Regions from separate parts of the Homo sapiens genome. Here region 1 is linked to region 2. The links are chromatin contacts, found by Hi-C or POLR2A ChIA-PET in ENCODE. All regions are on one chromosome and are shown on one strand. Each heading gives the region's core, a stretch centred on a gene start or an enhancer-like site at or near the end of the contact. The rest is flanking DNA. Distances are from core to core; before and after follow the strand shown.

What was found. Hi-C counts contacts between places; a loop is a spot of excess contacts on that map. ChIA-PET counts read pairs that join two places held with the same protein, here RNA polymerase II (POLR2A).
Region 1: a map of PC-3 shows a loop between it and region 2 (7-fold over the local background). The contact joins two enhancer-like sites. A Hi-C loop is called at or near these places in 1 of 168 maps with a recorded cell type or tissue (PC-3). POLR2A ChIA-PET finds 5 or more read pairs at or near these places in 1 of 52 experiments (HepG2).

What each region holds. Positions count from the first base shown.
Region 1 is chr14:32,305,935-32,309,392 of GRCh38, forward strand. No RefSeq gene overlaps it. Among named protein-coding and RNA genes, the nearest start is that of AKAP6, 22 kb to the right of the region's middle. Within about 2 kb of position 2,142, at least 6 of the 41 ENCODE cell types and tissues checked have a DNase peak (open chromatin) inside an H3K27ac peak, as active enhancers do.
Region 2 is chr14:32,253,534-32,256,870 of GRCh38, forward strand. No RefSeq gene overlaps it. Among named protein-coding and RNA genes, the nearest start is that of RNU6-8, 52 kb to the left of the region's middle. Within about 2 kb of position 1,543, at least 14 of the 41 ENCODE cell types and tissues checked have a DNase peak (open chromatin) inside an H3K27ac peak, as active enhancers do.

The DNA.
Region 1 (3,458 bases), core at 892-3,391, 53 kb after region 2:
TAATTTTATAATTTTTTAAATCTTAGATGGGAATGGTAATACTTATTTTGCTGGTTGCTCAAAAAACACTATAGCGTTAAATTTGTAGTAGGAACTCAAAAATTGGTGGCTATCATTGTTTGCTCCTGTTTTCATATATCAGTCTTGAGAACCAGGGCCACATGTATATTTTGGTATCCAATTTTAGTTATAATGGGACTGAGCACAAAGCTGTCATTCAACTATTAATAATAATGGCTAATGGCTAATGCTTACTGGGGGCTTCCCGTGGGCCAGGTGCTTGGTTCCTGGAAGGTTCTTTATATACATTAACTCATTTTACCACCATAAGATGAAGAAGATACTCTTGATGCCACAGTTTTACAAACAAGGAAACTGATGAAGAGGTGTTAAGTAACTTGCTGGTAGTTACACAGCTTGTAAATGACAGAGCTGGAATTTGAAACCAGTAGTCTGGTTCTTGATTACTAATTAGTGATAGAATCATAATGTTGGAAGACGAAATAAAGATTTTATAGTTCAACCTTATGCCCCACAGTGGGAGTTAATTAATATTAAGTAACTTAATATTTTTGAGGGTTCCTTACTCACCTTCTGCTTGTCTGTCTTCAGTAATAAAGTGCTCACTGGCCCAATGAGAAACCCTGTTAATTTTTGGGCAGTTCTTTGTGTCAGCTTTCCAATGTTAACCTAAAACCAGCTTTACCCTTCCTTTTTTCATTGATCTAGTTTTTGAGGTACGCAGAACAAGGTTAGCTCCCTATTTATGACATCGCTTTGCTACTTGAAAACAACTACCTCCTCTTTTCCAAGCCAGCAACTCCAATTTTCATCAATGGTGACTCATCACCCTGGCTGGGCTACTGACTGTCTTTTTTTATGGCTGGTACAGTAAAATATGATTATTATTGTCCATCAATACTACTTTATTCCTTTCTCAATGCAGGTTGAGATTGCATTAGCTTTTTGGACAACGTATCCTCACAGTTTGCTCCTATTGGCTTTAGGTAACTACAGTAGTCCCCCCTTATCTGAGGGGTATATGATCCAATACCCCCAGTGCATGCCTGAAATTGTGCCCTATACAGTATATGCTATATGCTATGTTTTTTTCCTATACATACATACCTATGATAAAGTTTAATTTATAAATCTGGCACATAAGATATTAACAATAACTAATAAAATAGAACAATTATAACAATATACTTAATAAAAGTTATGTAAATGTAGTCTCTCTTTCTCTCAAAATATAGTATTTTTGGACTGAGCTTGACTACAAGTAACTGAAACTGCAGAAAACAAAACTGCAGATAAAGGGGCTACTGTGTAACCTCCTATGTATTAATTGGCTCGAGCTGCCATAACAAAATACCATACATAGATTGGATGCTTAAACAACAGAAATTTATTTTGTCACAGTTCTAGAGGCTAGAAGTCCAAGATGAAGATTCTAGCTGATTTGGTTTTTGGTGAGGACTCTATTCCTGACTTGTGGACAGTTGCTTTCTTGCTACACCCTCACATGGCCATTTCGAGGGTGTTTCTCCCTCTTTTGTAAGGATGCCAGTCCCATCGGATTAGGTCCCCACCCTTATGACTGTACTTAAATTTATTATCTCTGTTTAGGCCCTATCTCCAAATACAGTTATATTGGGGGTAGGGCTTCAACATATGATCTTGGGGGGACACAGTTCAGCCCGTAGCATCTTCTCATCATAGACTGTGCTACCAATCTGTGATGGAGAACTGAAGGAAAAAGGGCCATGGTTGTTTAATCTTGGGCTACGGTGCAGTGTAAGAGGAGTTGAAACTGCCCCTCTGCCTTTGGGGGCTGTGCTCCTTGTTTCTGTAATCCTACTGGGTCCCTAATCTTCTTCTTTCTTGATTTTGAGTAGTTGTGATACTGACAGAGTGGGGACAGAAAAAGCTGAAATCTGTTATTGCAACAGTAACAGAGCTTCAAGTCTAGGAATTTCCCCAGTTATCTCTTACGGGGCATTTGCCTTCCTGCCATAGGAAACAGATGCAGGGAGGGCAAGTTGTAACCTGGGGCCTTTAATCATAAAGGCATAGGGAGCCCTACCCAGGACATTCACTCATGGCAGGGTGACTGGTGATCTGCCAGAGAAATCCCAGCAGCCCTTGCTGAAAGGCATAAGGTAGGGAGATCCACAGCTCCTGTGACCCAACCTGTTTCAGCCTGGAAGATAATGGAGGACAGAGCGAGCAAGGCATGTGTGTGTTCATTAGTATTCTTTAGAATACAAGTGCTAGAAAAACCCACCCAAAGTGCTTTAAGCAAAATGGGAATTTATTGGTTCACATAAATTTATTGCTGCCAGTGTACTTTGATCCAGTACTCAAATATTATCACCAGGATCTGTCTCTATGTTTGCTTTGTCTAGCTGTCAGCTTTACTGGCTCACTTGGTGATTTAATCCTCACATTACGAATTCCAGAAGAAAAGTAAATATGTTTTCTTGGCTGTGACTGGGTTATGTGCCATACTGGAACTAATCAGTGTAGCCACAGGGATGGGTATGGTATTATTATAAGCCAGTCCAGGACCCCCCTGTTGCTAGGGATGGAATCAGTTCCATGGAAACCATATGACTGGAGAATGGTGGAGGGTGGTTTCCCAAAGGAAATTTTAGATCCTCTTTTCCAAAGGAATCTTTGGATCCCTTGGAAACTTTGGAAATGCTTGTTGGACAGAAATAATAGGTGTTTATTACAGACATTTTTTCACATGGCCCCACAAACAAATCACAGTATAATGTTACCGGAATGTCCCTGGAAATTACAATAAGGTGTCACTTTCTCTTCCTATTTTTATTACAGCCACTTTGTGTTTTTATATGCTGAAGTATAGGACTATAGTCACCTCAGATTATCTTCCACTTATTTCTGAGCTTTCCCCTCTGGTCTTGTCACTTGTGCGCATCCATCCATCCATCCATCCATCCATCCATCCATCCATCCATCCATCTGTCCATCAAACAAGTACGTATTGAGTGTCCCCTTAGATGCAGCAGTGAACAAGAGATTGTTGTTGCCTTCATGGGGCTTTTAGTTTAGTGTTCCAGTCTCCTCATCAAGCTGCCATCTGGCTCTTGCCATCATGCCCCATAACCCAGAAATCTCTGATCTCCTACATGCTGTGGGTGCCCCCACCACCACGCTGGCCTTGCCCCGTTCTTTACTGTGCCACAAAAGGAGCAGCATCTTCCCTTAATTCTGCACAGCATGGCAGAGATTACAGTATGCTCTCATATGTGCAGGAAACATTTCTCTTTCATAGCACTTGTCACAATTGTCATGACTTACTTGTATATGTATTTGTTTAATATCTTTCACTCTAGACTTCTCATAAGGTTAGGGACTGTGATTATCTTGTTTATCATTATTTTCCCTTATGTAGTGCAGTGCCTGGAGCATACTAGCCATTCAAATAC
Region 2 (3,337 bases), core at 293-2,792:
CTACAAACACAAAATTAGCCGGGCGTGGTGGTGCATGCTTGTAATCCCAGCTACTTGGGAGGCTGAGACAGGGGAATTGCTTGAACTCGGGAGGCGGAAGTTGCAGTGAGCCAAGATTGTGCCATCGCACTCCAGCCTGGGTAACAAGAGCGAAACTCCATCTCAAAAAAAAAAAAAAAAAAAGAAGGTGTGTAGAGCATGGGGCACCCCTGGGACCCCTGGAAAATTATTTGGGGGTAGGAGTAGGACCAGATTAGACACTGAAAAAAAACATGGAGAAGGAACATGATTTGACAGTCAAATTTAGGCTATTTAAAAAAATATTTCTAGGGCATTTATTCTTGGGTTCAATTTCTGACTATAAATTATCTGGAAGGGAGGGTGATACTATGAATATGGTTTTTGCAGATTTTTTGGGAAAGCCCAGTTGGTTTTACTTTTGTGGGTCAAATTAGTTTTGAAGATTATCTATAAAGCTTTCAGTGATAGACCTGACCCCCAAGCCACAGCTGCTTAAATAGCTGTGTGCTGTGGATTTTCTTGTTGTGCAGTGTTTCCTTTTAACTTTCCTGTTCAGGGCAGAAACAGAGTAATGCAGGCCCATATTCTTTGAATCCTAGAGAGCAAGTGACCTACTTACTATTGTACCTGAAATATTCAACTAGAGTATATTTTAGGAAATACTTTTTCAGCTTTAAACATGACTTTGCTTCTGTGAATAAACACTTCAATCGAGAGACACTGACAGGTATTCTGGGCTGTTCTCCTGACCCGTTGTGTAACTTTGGATACTGTATGACTTTTCTCCTTGGAAAGAGGCAATGTAAAATCCATGGGTTTCTTTAGAAAAGACAATTTGTAACTACACCCTTATAGGTGCATGTGATGAAGATTAGTGAAAGTTTTCATTGGGTTTAGAAATTTTAGAAATGCAGGAGGCCGGGTGCGGTGGCTCAAGCCTGTAATGCCAGCACTTTGAGAGGCTGAGACAGGAGGATTGTTTGAGACCAGGAATTTGAGACCAGCCTAGGCAACATAGTGAGACCTCATCACTACAAAAATTATACAAAATTAGTCGAGAGTGGTGGCACACACTTGTAGTCCCAGCTACACAGGAGGCTGAGGTGGGAGGATCTCTTGAGTCCGGGAGGTTGAGGCTGCAGTGAGCTGCGATCATGCCACTGCACTCCAGTGTGGGCGACAAAGTGAAATGCAGGAGTTATTTGCTGGGTTCTTTAACAGCTGGAAGATGTGGGTTCTGGTATTCATAGTTTATTGGCCAGGATTTTCTTTATTTTGTGGTCCTCCTCTTTGCAGGTTTCAGCCTCCCTGTGAAGACCAAAGTACCTGTGTAAACAGGATTCCAGGATGGAATATGAGTAGGTTTTTTGTTTGCAAAATTTCTTACTATACATGGCTAACTTTTAAAGAAGTAACACAATGGACCAACCGAAAGACAGAAACCTTGGGTAGCTTTGTAATTTTCTATGTGTGTGTTCTGCCACCTGCTGGAGAAGGATCACCACGCTTGGGAAGCTGGCTGGCAAAGCAGGGGAGGGTGTGTAATCTGGCTCCTTCAGCCCTCTTCTAGGACTGGGCAGAGTACAGGAAAACTCACAAAATGCTGTGGTGTGCTTGGTTTTCTGTTGGATCTCCCTAATTGGCAACTAGAGTTATCCCACAGGGATTTCCCCTTCAGCCTGCTGAGCTCACGGCCAGCCACCTCAGGCCCAGGCTACTCTGTGAGCCCCGCTCAGGCCCAGGCTGCTCTGTGAGCCCCGCTCAGGCCCAGGCTGCTCTGTGAGCCCTGCTCAGGCCCAGGCTGCTCTGTGAGCCCCGCTCACATCATGCGCTGGCCTCATTCCTCTGAGTATCCAGTATGTTGACTGGGATCGCCTTGAAATACTTTAAACTGGTTCAAAGTGGAAACAAAACAAAACATTAAATCCAAAGTAGGGGGCAGGGTGGCCACCTTTGTTGTGACATCTATAAGAGGGCCAACTGACCTATTCAGGAAAAGAATGGCCTTTTTTTCCTGAGATTATAGTCTCCCTCCTTTTTAGTGTTAAAATGCATTTTTACAGAATGATTCTGAGAGATGAGGGTTATCACTGTAAACGTATATTTGCTTGGCAAAAGAAAAAGCAAATGTAAATCAGTTCCCTAATTCTTTTAATATATTTTCCTATCTGTAAAATACCAAAGTCTGGCCAAATGCAGTTTGCTACTCCCTGTGGTCAGTCTTACCTTTCCCTTTATTTGACAACTTAGGCAGAAAAGTGGGGTCAACAATCCTCAGTTGTAACTTCCTTATTTTCCCTGTCAAATTCTCCATGGATTTTTCTGTGCTGTGACCCACATAGAAACACAAAAATAATAGTGTGGTGGAATGAGGATAATGTTTCTTCACTAACTGGGTCACTGTTTTATAGATAAATTTTGGTCTAGAGTAAATGGTTGGCCTGATTTTGCACCCCTTTGGATCATTTTGTTCCTCTGGAGTTCTGGATGGAATGTGACCTTCCTGGATGGATGTGTATGTGGGACTCCCATGGGCAAGACTTAGATTTTTGGCAGCCAGACCCTCAAGGCAACTGGGAGAGGATGTGGAGGCTCAGCCTCCCTGTTATTTGAAATTTCTCAGAGGCACACAATAATTTTGAAAGATTTTTAAATGGGAATAAGACATTTTAATATCTATGATTAATTTAAATAATTTTATCAACTGAAGTAATGAAACAGACTTCTGTATTAAGGGATATAATTACAGAAGAATATTATTTTTAAAAAATGTTTTACAGCCTCAATTTAAATAAATTGTAAAGTTTAAAGAAAAAATGTGGATCTACTCTGATTGAGACAGGTTTTGTGTTTGGCTTTATGGAGTCTAAATTGAAAATTGCTAGTGTAGAAAACCTGAACTGAGATTTATTTTTGAGAAGATATTTAAAGAGAACAGATAGTTGAGATCTAAGTAGGTAGAGGCTGGGAAAATGAGTTTGTACTGAAGCCAGAACACATGGTGTCTTCACTGGAAATGAATGTTCCCAAAGAATAAACTTTTGTTTGTGTGTATTTATTTATCAGTAGTAACAATTGCTTTTGAATGAGCTAGGACATTTATGATTATAGGGTGTGGGTTTCTTATGGGCACACACAGAGACTGTGAGCTCAAGGCCATGTGAAGAAGGTGGAAATATCTTCCCCGGTTAATTTTCATGGGCCAGATTGTTAGAAATATGTCCAAGAAGTGACTTCATAAAACTTTGAAACTTGGCTGAAAACCCTGGCAGATCTGCATCATCTGGTAAATATTTAAGACCTTGTATATATTATT